Regions from separate parts of the Homo sapiens genome. Here region 1 is linked to region 2. A link is a loop called in an ENCODE intact Hi-C map of the cell type or tissue named here. Cell type or tissue: HCT116. All regions are shown on one strand. Region 1 overlaps DNAH17 (dynein axonemal heavy chain 17). Region 2 overlaps LGALS3BP (galectin 3 binding protein).

What was found. Peaks named below come from ENCODE experiments on the same cell type or tissue, not always from the same donor. Only the 100,000 strongest peaks of a DNase experiment are listed, where the experiment ranks them.
Region 1: a loop joins it to region 2, with 11 times the contacts of the local background. A loop is called at or near these places in 21 of 110 quality-filtered maps.

Annotation. Positions count from the first base shown.
Region 1 is chr17:78,494,223-78,502,222 of GRCh38, forward strand. It overlaps DNAH17 (dynein axonemal heavy chain 17), which reads right to left. Exons shown (of 81, transcript NM_173628.4): 34 at 7,520-7,651; 35 at 6,962-7,122; 36 at 6,083-6,239; 37 at 4,786-4,890; 38 at 1,653-1,810; 39 at 737-875; 40 at 371-598. DNAH17-AS1 (DNAH17 antisense RNA 1) reads left to right here. Exons shown (of 6, transcript NR_102401.1): 5 at 2,634-2,814; 6 at 4,622-8,000. Among named protein-coding and RNA genes, the nearest start is that of DNAH17-AS1, 13 kb to the left of the region's middle. RefSeq lists enhancers at 1-27, 3,168-3,716, 3,717-4,265. In HCT116, a CTCF peak has its summit at 3,048; a DNase peak (open chromatin) is centred at 3,049.
Region 2 is chr17:78,968,157-78,976,156 of GRCh38, forward strand. LGALS3BP (galectin 3 binding protein) reads right to left here. Exons shown (of 6, transcript NM_005567.4): 3 at 7,809-8,000; 4 at 6,532-6,663; 5 at 4,814-5,066; 6 at 3,099-4,548. The coding sequence ends at 3,420. Among named protein-coding and RNA genes, the nearest start is that of LGALS3BP, 7.8 kb to the right of the region's middle. RefSeq lists an enhancer at 6,931-7,225. In HCT116, CTCF peaks have their summits at 3,310 (motif pointing left) and 7,934; DNase peaks (open chromatin) are centred at 3,285 and 6,995; H3K27ac peaks cover 2,445 bases.

The DNA.
Region 1 (8,000 bases), 470 kb before region 2:
TCTTCTCGCTGGGAGGCTGGGGGGCTTCCTGCCCCGTGGGGGAGATGATAAAGGCGCCCTTGCCCTCCGATGCACGTGCGTCTGCAAGTTCTGCTGTCAATGCCGAGAGTTGACATAGCTCCACCGCGACCTCATGCAGGGGGTCGGTTTGCCTGAAGCCCCCCCAGCCTCAGTTGAGAGAGTGACCTCCCCCAGCACTGACAGGGTGGGGCTGGCCAGGGCCACGGAGGCAGCTGTGGCTCAGAGGTCTCTTTGTAGCATCGGGAAACGTGCGTGTGTGACACGGGTCTCCACCCGTCCAACATCAGTGGGAAGGAAGCCCCAGCCAGGCAGGCTTCTCCGGACAGACCTGAGACCCAGGAGTCCCGACCTTTTCAAAATTCAGGTCCCGTTTCCGAGGCACGTCCAGAGCCGGGAAGAGGTCCCCGATCAGTCCCATGAATACGGGCAGGTCGTCTGTCACAATCTTGGGGATGTTGAAGTCTCTCAGCGCCCGCATGAGCACCTGGTCCTCTGCCCGGCTGGGGTCGCCCCTCTTCAGGGAGCCGGCCACCACCAGCACAGACTTGATGGCTCTCAGGCCCCAGTCGTAATGATCCTGCGGGCAGTGGGCACAGGTGGGCAGACGTGAGCTCACCTTCCTGTGGCCAGCAGGCAGGTCTGGAAGCCAACCCTGGCTGCTGCCCGCATCTCAAACTCCCACCCACACCCGCCGTGAGCTCCAGGACACACACACCTGCTTCGAGAGCAGCTCCTTGCACAAGGTGTACAGGGTGATGAACTTCCTGGCCAGAAGGCGGGCTTCCAGAAAGCCCTCGGCCATGAGCATGATCTCACATATCAGTTCGAAGTCGGGGACGACCATGGCACAGGGCCTGGGGAGGTCAGCGGTGCCTGTGGGCTTCTGCCCACTCCCTCCCCAACCTACACCCCTGCCTGTCCCTCTTCACCTAGGAGAGCACACCTCGACTGCCAGGTAGACCACAGCAGAGTGTTGAACCTTCGGTCCTGGAGCCGGGCTCCCAGCCCGCCTGCTCCCTACTTCCCTCCTCCTCCCACATCATCCACTGGGTGCACCTTCAGGGCCCCTCCTCTGAGAGCCACCCCAACCCCCCAACCCTGCTTTCCATCACTGTGTCCCAGGTGCGGTCCTCCCACCCAGGGGAAGACAGAGTGCTTTCTAAGGAGGCCCTCGCCTGCCTCATCCTGGGAGTGTTTTTTTTTTTTTTTTTGAGACAGAGTTTTGTTCTTGTTGCCCAGGCTGGAGTGCAATGGTGCCATCCCGGCTCACTGCAACCTCCGCCTCCCAGGTTCAAGCGATTCTCCTGCCTCAGCCTCCTGAGTAGCTGTGATTACAGGCATGCACCACCACACCGAGCTAATTTTTGTATTTTTAGTAGGGACGGGGTTTCACCATCTTGACCGGGCTGGTCTTGAACTCCTGACCTCAGGTGATCCACCCTCCTCAGCCGCCCAAAGTGCTGACATTACAGAAGTGAGTTACTGTGCCCGGCCATCTTGGGAGCTTTTGATGACTTCTTCCCTCCCCAGCTTGCCCTCTGCCCCTCCCCTCTGCCCACTCCTTGGCACTGGGACGTTGCTGTGGCCGGCCTGGCTCACTGCAGCCACTCACTTTCACCTGGGCCACGTACCTGAATAAGGCTTTTAGGTTCTCAGGCAGCTCCGCGCGTCCGGCGTACCCAGGGTTCATGGTGATGAAGATACCGACGGTGGGAATGAGGCCTATGATCTCTCCCAGGAAATTGAATGCTTTTTTCTTGGCCCGAATTGCATCCTGGACACATTTTACCTGCACGGTTGGTGACACAGACATGTTAGCATGGAAATGGCCAGCTTCCACACACCAGAGAGGCCTTCACATATGTTAAAGCATGAGGCTGCGAATTTGCGCCTGCAAATTCAAACCTCCTAGTTTATTTTTTAAATTAAGCCTTTTATTTTTGAGAAAGTTGTAGATTTGCATGCCATGTAGGAAATAATACAGAGGGCCAGGCACAGTGGCTCACACCTGTAATCCCAGCACTTTGGGAGGCTGAGGCTGGAGGATGATTTGAGCCCAGCCTAGGCAACATAGCAAGACCCTGTCTCAATAAAAAATACAAAAGACAGTGATTGGGGGGAAGAAAAAAAAATACAAAGGCAATTCTGTGTACTCTCTGCCCCATGTAGCCTGATGGGAACATCTTGCCTAATAACAGTACCAGTCACAGCGGGGGTGGTGGGCGGGGGGAGGGTGGGCGCGACACTGAGGCCAGCATTGCTGTCACCATGGGGTGACAGCCCTCTTATAGCCACACCCCTTCCCTCTTGCCCCCTTCCCTCCGTTTGACCCCTGGCAACCATGTCCTTTTTTTCTGTGATTTGGTCATTTCATGGATGTTATATAAGTGGAATTGTATCATACACGATCTTCCCAGATGGACTTTTTTTTTTTTTTTTTTTTTTTAAGACTGAGTGTCACTCTGTTGCCCAGGCTGGAGTGCAGTGGTGTGGTCTCGGCTCACTACAACCTCCACCTCCTGGGTTCGCCCCATTCTCCTGCCTCAGCCTCCCGAGTAGCTGGGACTACAGGCGCCCGCCACCACGCCCGGCTAATTTTTTGTATTTTTTAGTAGAGACAGGGTTTCACCATGCTAGCAAGGATGGTCTCGATCTCCTGACCTCGTGATCCGCCCGCCTCGGCCTCCCAAAGTACTGGGATTACAGGCGTGAGCCACCACGCCCGGCCCCCAGATGGACTTTTATCACTCAGCAGAATTCTCTGGAGATGCACCCAGGCTGTTGCAGGAACCAGTAAGTATTTCAACACCTTGTCCCTGCTGAGTTGGGTTCCACTCCCAGCCCTTTTCTGTCCTGTTACTACTCTGGCAATGACCTGTCAGAGGACTGGTTAGCGGCCACCTCCGTATCAGACAGTCTTGAAGGCCAACTGTCAGCTACGAGGTTAAACCTAGAGCATCAGGGGCCGTTGCCTGCTTGAGGTCTCCTCTGGAAACCTGCAGAAGACAGCTGTGTCTCTCCAAGTCACCACTTGAGGGGGCCCAATACTCGCGGTAAAGCTGCTCCCAGCACCTGCCTTTCCCTGTCTTCCCCAGGACAGCCAAGTCCTGGTGCCCTGGTGATCCCAGACACCCCCATGCCCAGTCTGCTGAGCGTGCAGCTTGTCCCCTGGCAGGACTGGGGCCTTTCGGAACAGCACCGCTTCCAGCTAGGCCAAGCCTCTCCTGTGGTCTCCATTGGAGCCCGTGAACATTCAGTGCCCAGAGTAGGGGCTATATAAATATTCTGGGGTTTGTTCATGGACGTCGGAGGTGCTCAGCAGCTCTGCTCCTGTGCTGGGGGCAAGGGAGAGGGTCCCCACGGTAACAGCCAGCACTGCCCATGGTTTGGGGTCCCCATTCTCTTGGTCATGGGGCCTCCAGCCCTGGGGCTGGGGAATGACTGAGGCAGAGGGAGCATAAGGAGAGGAGGAAGCAGCCACCCCAGGCACCTCTAATCCTGCTGGCAGACCTGTGTCACCAACACCGCCTTACAGGTTAGAAGGTGGAGGCAGAGGGAGTCCACATCACTGCCAAGCCGAGAGTCAGGGGTTAAGTTGGTGTATAAAGCAGGCTCTCAGCCGGGCACAACGGCTCACGCCTGTAATCCCAGCAGTTTGGGAGGCCGAGGTGGGTGGATCACCTGAGGTCAGGAGTTCAAGACCAACCTGACCAACACGGAGAAACCCCATCTCTACTAAAAATACAAAATTAGCCGGGCGTGGTGGTGCACGCCTGCAATCCCAGCTACTCGGGAGGCTGAGGCAGGAGAATTGCTTAAACCCGGGAGGCGGAGGTTCAGTGAACCGAGACTGTGCCATTGCACTCCAGCCTGGGCAACAAGAGTAAAACTCCGTCTCAAAAAAACAAAACATAAATAAATAAATAAATAAATAAATAAATAAATAAATAAAGCAGGCTCTCCACCCAGGTTGTGGGGCTTAAGCAGCCCAGGAGGCATTTGCACGTCCACACCCCACATGCTCCTGGTCTATCCTGTGGTGGGAGGACCTTGACACCGCCAACGCCCTGACTTGCATTTCCTTTTGGAAGAGCACAATTGTCCCAGGCCGCTAGGTCGGCCTCCACTTACCTTAGACAGCCCAGTGCTTCTCAACCCCCAGCATGCGTCAGGATCACCTGAGGCATTTGTTTAAAATGCAGAAATGCTCCTCCTAACAAGTGGGGCCCACGCTGGAGATTTTAACAAGCATCAGTGGGGGTGGGGCGCTGGCCCAGGCTGCTCCCCAATCCGAAGTCCCTGCACCCAGGTCGCCCCAGCCACTCCGCTGCACGCTCTGTGCCCCGGCATGGTTGTTCCCAAAACACACGGGCGCATTTCCTCCCTCCTCCTCTTCCTCCCTCTCCCCCTCCTTTCTTTCTTTCCTGCCATTCCCTTTCAGCACCTCCTATGCCCAGCTCCGCTGATACCAATAACAAAGCACTTTGTCTTTCTTTCCTAAGCAAAATTAATTATTCTCCCACCTGTATTTTGTTACACGTTTGCTACCATACATGTAACCTGTAATCTGATTCTGTTTTCAATGTGTTTGCCTAACCAGGCTTTGGGACCCTGGAGGGCAAGAGCTCAATGGCACCACACCACCCTTCGGTGCTTGGAACGTTGCAGAGAGGCAAGGAGGGTCTATCTGGCGTGTGAGGTCACAGGAAAGCTGACGAGCCAGTCACCCGACGTGACCCCGAGGCCGCAGGCAGGGGACTTTACCTGCACGGCAATCACAGACAAGACTTCCACTGAGATGCGATTAAACTCGTCAAAGCAGCCCCAGGCTCCCGTCTGGGCCAGGCCCTTGTAGATATTTCCACAGGACTGGAAAGGGCGAGATGGAGAAAGGAAGAGCTGGGAGGGTGACAGGGAGGGCGGGCGCTGCAGGGGCCTCCCCCTGCCTCTTCGGCTGTGTTTTCTCTTCCCAAAGCTTGCTCAGGCCCCGGTGCATTGGAGCCTTCCGCAGGCCAGCAGGCAGGTCAGCTTACTGCCCAGGGTAACACCGTGGAGGGCTGGACACGAGGAAGAGCCATCCTTTCACCCTTGCCTCCCAGACCCCAGGATGGGGACTTCCTGGAGTCCCTAATAAGGGGCTCAGACAAGCACATTTAAGTTCTAAACCTTGCATGTTTTCTCAGCCCTTTTCTTTCTTGCGTGGAGAGGAGAGGGAGTCCTCTAAGGCGGGATGGGGGCACGTCTAGCAGGCCGGAGGCTTTCCCTCAAGACATCTGTGTCTCTCTAGGCCCCACCTGGGCCAATCAGAAGGACTCGTCCCATCTACACCTGGGATTCCAGGTGGATGTTAAGTCCCTTCCAGGGAGATCCAACTTCAGATTTCACTTTTCTAAAATCCAGGAGGCGGATGTGGACTGCGTGGCCCTGACAGTGAACATGGGCTGCTGGTCCCATCCTCAGCCTCAGGAGGGGGCCCCCAGATTGTGGGGCTCAGATCCAAGCTGGGGAGGGGAGACCCTCTGCAGGCCTAGGGTCCAAAACTCAGGGTTCCATCCCCCTTGCCTTCCCGTCTTGCAAGAGGCTGCTGCAGCCTGGAGCTCCGAGGTATCCCCTTCCCCTCCCTGGCCTCCTGTGAGCCGACGATGTCCTGTGCAGGCTCTAATGACTGATGGGACCGGGCCAATCCCCTGCTCCCCTCCCAAACCCACCTGGACACTGCTTGTACCCCACCCCATGCTGAACCATGAGGGAGGTGCTCACCCCTGTGCGGAGTCCCCAGTTCGGGGCAATCTTAACAACTGAAATTGAGAGAGGGTCACCTCCAGGGCAGGGGCTGGGGCAGGACATTTGGGGCTGCGTCTGTCCACCCTGGAAGTCTTTCCAGAGGGACCACCTGAGGGGGATGCTACCAGCAAGTGGGGGCCCTGGCACCTCCTCTCCAGTGCCATTCACAGGTATCCAGAGATCTGGAGTTTACTGTGGGGCCTCGGAGGACAGGGTGCTAGGATCTGCTTCTATAAAAGAAGACTCTGGGTCCCTCCTCCGGACCCCGGCCGCGTACCTTGTAGTCCATCTGCTCGGAGCAGTTGAAGACGTAGACCATGGTGCCCAGGGCTCTGCCCAGGTCCTTGGTCGTCTCAGTCTTGCCGGTCCCAGCGGGGCCGGCAGGGGCTCCACCCATGATGAGATGGAGGGACTGGGTCAGGGTGATATAGCACCTGCAAGTGACCACAGGTAAGCGTGTGTGCCAGCGACCCCATGGCCTCCCTGCTTTTATTTTTTTGAGACAGAGTCTCACTCTGTCACCCAGGCTGGAGTGCAGTGGTACAATCTTGGCTCACTGCAACCTCTGCCTCCTGGGTTCAAATGATTCTCATGCCTCAGCCTCCCAAGTAGCTGGGACTATAGGCGCCCGCCACCATGCCCGGCTAATTTTTGTATTTTCAGTAGAGATGAGGTTTTGCTATGTTGGCCAGGCTGGTCTCGAACTCCTGACGTCAGGTGATCCACCCACCTCGGCCTCCCAAAGTGCTGGGATTACAGGCATGAGCCCCAGGAGACACATGGGAGAGGGCAGAAAACCTTCAGGTGTGAAGGAGGAACCACAACCGTGGAGCAGAGGCAGCCCAGGTGCCTTTCCCACCTGTGGCATTCAGGGAGGTGGGCACTGCTACGACAACCAGAGTCTGCTCATGAGGGTCCATAAAACATGACCCCAACTCAGCAGGCCCACAGAGGGGTGCAGGAACTCTCCCAAGGCCACACAGCCGGTGCTAGAACAAGGACACAGTGGTAGAACTGAATGTGAACACAGGTCCACCTGACGCAAATGCCCAGTCCTTCCAGCCTCCACAGCTGACCTCCAAGTCGGACAGTTCCAAGAATCATGCGGAAGGGACCCACCAAGAGCACATGTGAGTTACTCAGGGACGGGCCTCACCTGTCAGTGAGTGGGGTGATGACCAGCCGCGGCGTGTTGCCCAGATACTCATAGGAATACTGGATTTGGGCATCGCAGATGTTGGCAAAGCAGTGTCGCTTCTCTTCGTCCCAGCGATGCCGGAGCTGGGCCTGCCAGGTGAAGGCCTGAGAACTCTCCACCTGCAGGATGAGCCGGAGCTCTTGTTGCCAGGTGGAATACAAGAGCTAGGGCTGCCTAAGGAAGGCCAGCATGCCTCCAAGGCCGGTCCCCTGCTGCCCAGGGAACCCTCCCTGGCCCTCTTTCCCCCTCCAGCACCCACATCCAACTGTATGGCCACCCTCAGTGGAATCTCGCTACAGAATGGCACTTCCAATGGGCGGGCACCGCTCATCTGACTGCTGTGTGTTGCTCACCAGGGGTGAGTCCGGGCAAGGAGGTTAGGAGGCAGCTGCAGCCAGCAACAGAGTCAGTGCCCCAGGAAGAGGAAGTGGCAGGGTCTGAAGTCCCTGAATGCACTGCCCTGAACCCGGTGTCCCCTTGCCCTTCCCCTGGCCCCTGGGACAGGGGCGCTCATGCCTTGGCCACGATCATTTTGGCCACCACGTCCCGTGCGTGCACATCGATGGTGCAGATGGTCATGATCTTCATCCTGTCGCCAGCGTTGAGGTTCCCCATGAGCAGCGTGATGAGTACGTTCAGCTGGCTAATCTGCGGGGGAGAGTGCCTTCGATGAGACACCACGGGTGCCCACATGCACTGGGGGGTCTTGTGGCTGGGTGCCCACAGCTGCATAGGGAACACCACCATGCTTTTGTTTACAGTAATGAAAAACAAGAGCGCCCTCGGTAGGCCCCAGCCAGGCACTGGTTTCACCAGGGTGCGGCCCTGATGGGACACCTGGCAGTGGCTAGCATGGACGTAGTAGAAGGAAATTCAAGGCCACGAGAGAGGGTGGATGAGAAGCAAAAACAGCTGACTTTAACGCCATCCAGAGTCTGTATATTTTTACATATAAATCAATTATACACACACAGAGTAACAGGTTGCATAAGGGCCC
Region 2 (8,000 bases):
CAGGTGACTCAGGAGCTGCAGTCAGGCCGTGGGCTCATGGTCACATGTGTCACCTATCACACATTCAAGGGCTCACGAAACAGGAAGGCTGGGATGAAACCTCAGGCTCAGGAGGCCAGTGAAGGGAAAAATGCAAGAGCCTGGCTCTGCGGACGTGCTGGGCGGCAGATGAGACAGCCCCGGAAGTCCCTGCCTCCAGGTCCCCCAAATCATCCTTTCCTCCCTCCCTGTAGACAAGAAAATGCTGCCCTCCACCTGTGGACGCACCAGCTCAAGGAGCCCATCTGCATTTCTCCTTGTTCAGAATGCACAGCAGTGAGCCATGGGGCCCTGAGCAGGGCGCCCATCACCTAGTGCAAAGGTTCTGCTTCTAGTCCTGAAACCTGGGTTCTGTTTTTTTGTTTGTTTTTTGTTTTGTTTTGTTTTTTTTGAGACAGAGTCTTGCTCTGTCACCAGGCTGGAGTGCAGTGGCATGATTTCGGTTCACTGCAACCTCTACCTCCCGGGTTCAAGCAATTCTCCTGCCTCAGCCTCTTGAGTAGCTGGGATTACAGGTGCGTGTCATCACGCCAGCTAATTTTTGTATCGGGGTGGGGGGGTTTTCACCATGTTGGCCAGGATGGTCTCGATCTCTTGACCTCGTGATCCGTCCTCCTTGGCCTCCCAAAGTGCTGGGATTACAGGTGTGAGCCACCACACCAAGCCGACACAGGGGTTTTGCACCCAAGAGAGGAACGTTTCCACGATGAGACATCTCCACGTTCCTTCAAATTGGCAGTGAAGATGGGGATTCGCCTCTGGGACCACGGTGCCTGTGGGTGAACAGGTGAAGAAGGGAGGAGTGTTTCGGAGGCTGGGATGGTCGGTCCTGACTGTCCCGGGGGAACAGGGCTGCCGCTCAAAACTGCAAGCAGCACGGAAGAACTCCAGTGACTTCTCAAACTCCTGCATCTCCCAGCCCCACACAGGGCTATGGCCTCCCTTGCAGGCAGGACCCACGGGGCTCAGAGTTCCCTGGAAGGAAGACTCCAGTTACCTTCCCTGGCCGTGAGATGCCAGGGAGCACGGAGCGGGAGAGAAGAGAGCTGCTGTGGTCCTGGGACTGACTCGAGAAATGGAGGCTGTGATTCTGGTCTTTGCCATGTCTGCCACGCCTCTACCGTGACATCGCTTTTCCTTCTTCCTCCTGATCTCATTGTGGTTTGTCCCCAACACTGGTCTTGGCAGTGGTCCGTGGCGACGTGGCCCCTCGGTTGCTAAAATGTCAATAGGATCAAAATAGAGGTGGAGGAGATAGGCCGGGCAGAGTGGCTCATCCCTGCAATCCCAGAACTCTGGGAGGCTAAGGCGAGCAAATTGCTTGAGCCCAGGAGTTCGAGACCAGCCTGGGCAACATGGCAAAACCCCGACTCTACTAAAAATACAAAAAAAGAAAAAAAAATTAGCCAGGCCTGCTGGCGCACATCTATAGTCCCAAGTACTTTGTAGTCCCAGAGGCTGAGGCGGGAGAATCACTTGGGCCCAGGAAGCAGAGTGTGCAGTGAGCCAAGATCGTGCCACTGCACTCCAGCCTGGGCGACAGAGTAAGACACTGTCTCAAAACAAACAAAAAACATGTGGAGGAGGGGATGTCCTGCCAGGATGGTGGACCTGGGCTGGACGCAGGATCTGGAGGTGGGGGGGTTGGGGGAGCAGAGGCCTCCATCCAGTACAGGGAGCAGCTGCCTTCACAGGCAGGAGGTTTTGTGAGACTGCTTTTGTTCCTTGTGGCACCTGTGGGGAGAGGGTGGGTGGGGCGTCTGCTGCCATCTTGGCTGTTCAGCACCTGAACCTCCCTCCCATTAGGGGAGCCCCTGTGCCACCTCCTGTTCCAGAGGCCACACTGTTGTCCTCCCAGACCGTGGCACAGCGGCAGGTGCCAGCCTGAGCTCGGCCCAGCAGGTGCCTCCCTGGGGACTCTGTGCCTGCAACGGGCCATGGAGAAGCAGGGGCAGTTTTGAATTCCTGTTGGTGGTGAGCGACGTTCTGTGCCCAGAACCTGCTGTGGCATTGTCACGGATGTCCCCCCGGCATCCAATGGGTCCCCCAGCCTCCCCTGAGACTCTGTGGTTCCCAGGATCTTCCAGCGCACCTCTACCCGCCTCACTCAGCCCAGGGGAGGTGCCTTTTATTTGTAGTCAAGCACCTGTTGGTGGGTATTGACGTCGTTTCCAATTCTTCACTCTTACAAGGCTGAGATGAGAATCTCTGTCCCCTGTCCCTGTGGACCAGGATTTCCAGAGCGAAGGTTCCTAACTCCTGCTGTTCGTTCTCCCTCCTCCCAGCTTCCACAGTCTGCTGTCTGCTGCTCTCCATGACCCAGCCCGGTCACGTCTTCCAGAGACCCGATCGCCCCGCCGGAGGTGCAGCCCTGACCTTGCCACCTCAGCACCCTCTCCTTCCGGTCGGACGTGAGCAGGAGGTAGTGCTGGCAAAAGCACACCCACCCATAGGCCAGGCACGGTGGCTCACGCCTGTAATCCCAGCACTTTGGGAGGCTGAGGTGGGTGGATCCCCTGAGGTCAAGAGTTCAAGACCAGCCTGGCCCACATGGTGAAACCCTGTCTCTACAAAAATACAAAAGTTAGCCAGGTACGATGGCAGGTGCCTGTAGTCCCAGCTACTCAGGAGGCTGAGGCGGGAGAAGCACTTGAAACCGGGAGGTGGAGGTTGCAGTGAGCCAAGATCACACCACTGAGCTCCAGCCTGGGCGACAGAACAAGATTCTGTCTCAAAAGTAAATAAAATTTTAAGAGCACACCTACCCAGATAAGGGGTGAGGGCACCCGTCACAGCCAGACTTTCATGAGCACACACACGCCTGTGCACATGCAATCACACACCCACGTGCACGCATGCAGTGGCACGCACCCTCCTGCTCGTGTCCCACTGTGTCATTGCTCCGGGCTGGGAGGTGTGCTTCCTGTTCCCTGTCTTCCCCGTTAGCCTGTAGCTTCACAAGGACAGGGACTCTGCCTCATGACCTGTCCCCCAGAGCCTGGCACACCTGATGTCTAAACACGGTGTGGACCCAACAACACTTTCTGTACAAACAAATGTAGGAACCTCAATGTAATTTTAATGACCTCAGACCAGTGACAAGGGCAGACTGACCAGGGGCTGTGGGGGGATCCCAGAGCAACCTCGAGGGCGTCCTGGTGCTTACCACCTGGAAACTGGTGAGGTGGTGGGAGAACTCCTGGTGGACCCTAGTGGAAGCCTTCCAGTAATTTCTTGAAGCTGAGCGCTCAGGTGAGTAGGGCGACATCTGGTGGCCGGTTGTTGAAGGTCATTGCAGAGAGGAAGGAAGCCGAGGAGGGGAGCCTGCAGTGAGGGCGTCCTGGGGTTCTCCGGTTCTCACCACCCTTGGGCCACGCCGTCTAGTCCACACCTGAGGAGTTGGTCAGGTAGAAGGGGCGGATGACCGTGCGGAAGCCGTTGAAGTGCCCTGCCGGGCAGGGGAAGGAGGAGGTGCTCTTCGAGCTGTTGGTGTCCAGGGCACTGGGAATCGCAGCCTTCCAGCCCTCGAAATCGGTGACGTCTGCCACGAAGAGCCCTTCGCAGAGCATCAGGGCTTTGTTTTCGTAGGCAATGGTGCGATCTGAGCCGCCAGACTTGGTGAGGCCCAGGACAGGGAGCTCGTCCGAGGAGCAGGAGAAGCCGTAGTTCCAGCAGCTCTGGATGGTGGGGAGGTAGACCAGGGACCAGGACACCCTCTTGTCCTGGAAGAGGAAGCTGGGGTGTTGTGGAGTCTGGAAGGACTGGTAGGGGTAGTATCTGTAGTCAGAGGGGGCTTGGAAGTAATCAGAAGAATATTTGACCAAAGGCCCCCGTCTGGACTGATAGACCAGTTGTGACTTCCGTGCACTCCAGGAACTGTCTGTCACAAAGGCACTCCAGGTGGGCGAGGTGTAAATCCGGGGCTTGTAGGTATCCTCGGTGAGGTTCAGGCCTTTGTACCGGGCCAGCAACTGGAAGGGCACAGTGTGGAATTCCAGGGCCTGCAGAGTCTTCTTCTGGAACAGGGCCTCGTGGCTCCAGTACAGGGACAGGTTGAACTGCAGCTCAAAGAGCTCCTCAGGGAGCATCATGGGGAAGCGGATCTTCTCCACCAAGCCCTCCACCTCCTCATGGGAGGCACGCTCCCCCCAGCTCCAGGTGTCCACGGCCTTCAGTAGGGCCAGCTCGCTGGGCACCGCCAGGTCGCTCCTGGGCAGCAGCAGTTGGAGCAGGTCTGTGGGGACACTGGGCCAGGCCTCGGCCTGCGTCAAGGCCTCGAAGTTCCAGGCCAGGAACTGTAGGCAGAGCTTCTCCAGCAGGGCGTCCCCTGTGGCCACTGCATAGGCATACAGGTCCAGGGGCATCTGGAACGAGGGGTCCTGGGGGAGGAGGATGGCAAAGAGGCTTGCGCAGTAGCCCTGCAGCTGCCTGGCCCCATAGGCAGAGGCCAGCTTGTGGAAGCACTTGACTGACGACAGGGTGATGTCAATCCTTCGGGAGTAGAAGTACCTGGGGAGAAAGAAGGAGAGCAGATGCCGGCCCCACAGGACAGCAGGGGAGCCCTGGGCCCAACTGTCCAACACAGCCACCTGAGTGCACACAGTGTGGGAGTGAGCATGCGTGTGTGTGCAACTGCGTGAGTGCATGTGTGACTGCGTGTGTACATGTGCATGCATGAGTATGTGCAGGTGTGTGTGTGGGGGGCTGTGCTTTTGAAGAGGGGAGGAGGACAAAGCCCCTGGCGGCCCCAGAGCCTGAGGACGAGACGGCTCACCTGAGAAGGTCCCTGACCATGGGCACACACTCAGCATCCACACTCATGGTGACATTGCTGCCCGGCTCCTTCCACAGGGCCTGGGCCTCCAGGTTGGCAGTCAGGATGACCGTGTGGCCACAGAAGCCCAGGGCGTCCTCGCCCTGCACATTCACGCTGATGGACAGGTCGCAGCCCCGCTGGCTGTCAAAGATCTGGCCAAGGGCCTCCGAGAGCTCCCTGGAGAGGTCCAGGGTGTGGGTGCTCCTGGTTTCTAAGAAGGGGCGGGAGGGAAGTGGGCTGCGTTAGGAGCCGGGGCACTGCCACTCTCTGGGGTCAGTGTCTTCATCTGAAAGTGAGGGATTTGTGGCTGCCTCATTCACTCTGGAAGGCTCCTGGGAAGACGAGGGACAAGAGAGACCGGAAGTGTCGGATTCCTGGACCCTGAGGCCCCGCCCCTTCCAGCCCTGGGGAACAAGAGCAGCTAGGACCTGGCCAAGCCTGTCCAGGCCCCCGCTTTAGGCCCTCTGCTCTGTGCTGCTCCCCCGACTCAGGCAGCAGCTCCGCATGGAGACTTGGTGGTACTGACTCCGGAGCCCCCACTCCCCAGCCTTGGTCACCAATCACCACTAACACCAAAACCACTGCCTGCTTAGATGGCCTGAAAAGTTAGGGTCCTGTGGCAACCCCATTTTAGAACTCCGGGGGTCCTCGAGCAGCTTCCTGTCGGGGAGAAGGCCTGCAGAAGTCATGGGAGGCTCCCGGCTCGGGGGTCAGTGTGGTGCACCCTCTCCCCTTCTTTGAGCCCCTCTCAAAGCCTAACTCAAAATGAAATCCCATAGGTTTTTCTTCGCCACAAATATAGTAGTTTTGAAGTAACTGTGACCTTTCAACCAGGTGGGCTTGCCCTGGGCCTCCTAAAACCTGAGCCACCGCAGGACCCCCAGCTCCCTCCCACCTGCACGCCTTACCACAGCTCTCCTGCCCCAGGAGCTTTGGCCGTGCGCCCATGGCCCCGTGTGCTCCCCGCCGCCTCCCCTGGCCCCCGACAGCCCCATGGCGTCTCCTGGGCTTCCCCCACTGTGAGTCCAGGCTCAGCTCCAGCCACTTGTCCATCCCATGTGGGCACAGGGGCTCCCTGGGATTCGACCCGTCCTGCCTTAGGGGCCTCCAACTCCTGGCAAAGGGCAGTGGGCAGGAAATGCCCAGGTTGTCACGTGCAAGCCCAGGAAGAGCCACCTCGGCATGAAAGAAAAACAAGAAACTCAGATCCAGAGGCTCCAACCTGCAGAGCAGCCTGGGTTCCCTCCAAACTGGGCCAGGTTGGGGGAAGCAGGCTGAGGCTGCGAGTAGCCGGGACTCCCTCCGCCAGGACGGGCTTGAGCCTGTCGCGTGCTGTGAAGTGTATTTCTGAGCGGACGCTGGCATTTCAGGTCAGGCTGGAGCCAGGTGTCATGCTCACTGAAACTGTGGCTCACTGCCCCACACTCGGGTTCTGCATGGAGACTTGGTGGTTCTGGGTGTTTCTCCAGAAGGGGCTGGGGAGGAGTCTGGGACTGTGGGACTGGGAGCTGGTGGGCTCTTGGGACGTCTGGGCCTCTCCATGCGGAGTGGGCAGGCGGTAGTGGAAGGAACCTTTGTGTGCTTCATGTGCGTGGGGGGGTGGTGCTGGGAGGGGCAGGGGCCACGGGACCCCAGGGCACACTGGGGCCTCCGCAGGGAGGTGCGCCCCCGCTCACCATTGGTGCAGACCACACCAGCGTCTCTCTCGTGCCTGCAGTTGCTCTTCAGCCAGCCCAGGGACTTGCAGTCGGCCAGTGAGGCCTCGGTTCCCGTGCACTGGACCTCATCCAGCATGATGGGGCCTGATCCTGTGGACACAGCAGATGGCAGGGCTGGGGGCGTGACGACTGCACCCAGGAGTCCCACAGCGCGACTCAGCCCTTTGTTCTCCGCCCCGGCCGTGTGGGTCCATCTGCTTACAGGTCCTTCACCAGCGAACCACGGAGGATATTCCAGCATGGGCTGGATTTGTGATTGCAATGTCAGGCCATAAACTTAGCCTTCATGCTTATAAAGCTTACCGGCTGCTTCAGCGACATCACATTCATGTATAGTAATTGTGTGACTATCCCTGCAACATCAGTTTCACATACTGTAATTGTGTGACTATCCCTGCAACATCAGGTTCACATACTGTAATTGTGTGACTATCCCTGCAACATCAGGTTCACATATTGTAATTGTGTGACTATCCCTGCAACATCAGGTTCACATACTGTAATTGTGTGACTATCCCTGCTGCTAAATAGTTTATGGATTGTTTCTTTTTTTTCCAGAATCGCAACTGCTGTGTCAGTGGAAATCTTCCTGCAGACTTTTCTTTTGAGGAGAAATTGTTTCAATGGGATAAACTCCCTGGAGTGGAGTTTCTGGGCCGGAGGGAACGAGCCCAGCCGAGCTCTTGAACCTGCCCAAGCACCCGCCACCATCACTGGCCAAGTGTGGGTGGAGCAGTCCCATCAGAACTTGATCCGCAGGCCTTCAGCACCATTGAAAATGTTTGCTCATAGGCCGGGTGTGGTAATCCCAGCACTTTGGGAGGCTGAGGCGGGCGGATCACTTGACACCGGAAGTTTAAAAACCAGCCTGGCCAACATGGTGAAACTCTGTCTCTACTAAAAAATACAAAAATCAGCCGGGCATGGTGGCAGGTACCTGTAATCCCAGCTACTCAGAAGGCTGAGACAGGAGAATCACTTGAACTCAGGAGGCGGAGGTTGCAGTGAGCCGAGATTGTGCCACTGCACTCCAGCCTGGGCAACAGAGCGAGACTCCATCTCAAAAAAAAAAAAAAAAAAAAAAAAAAAAAAAAGTGTTTGCTCTTGCTAAATTAATAGGAATCCAATTTGCATGTCTTTGAAACCTGACTGTTTCGTCTTAGGGGATTTGCCCCTCCTGGGAGCTGGCTGTGCTGTGGGTCTCAGCCTCAGTGGAAGGGGACAGCAGGCCCTACCTTGCCCGAAGGCAGCTCTGCCCAGAGCCTGGGTGGCGTTCTCGAAGCCCAGGGCCCGGCAGACGACGCTGGCATCAGTCAGGTCCCACAGGTTGTCACACACAGTGCCCCACTGGCCTCTGTAGAAGATCTCCACGCGGCCCTGGTTGGTGGCGCCCCCATCGGCCAGCCGCATGTCACCATCGTTCACGC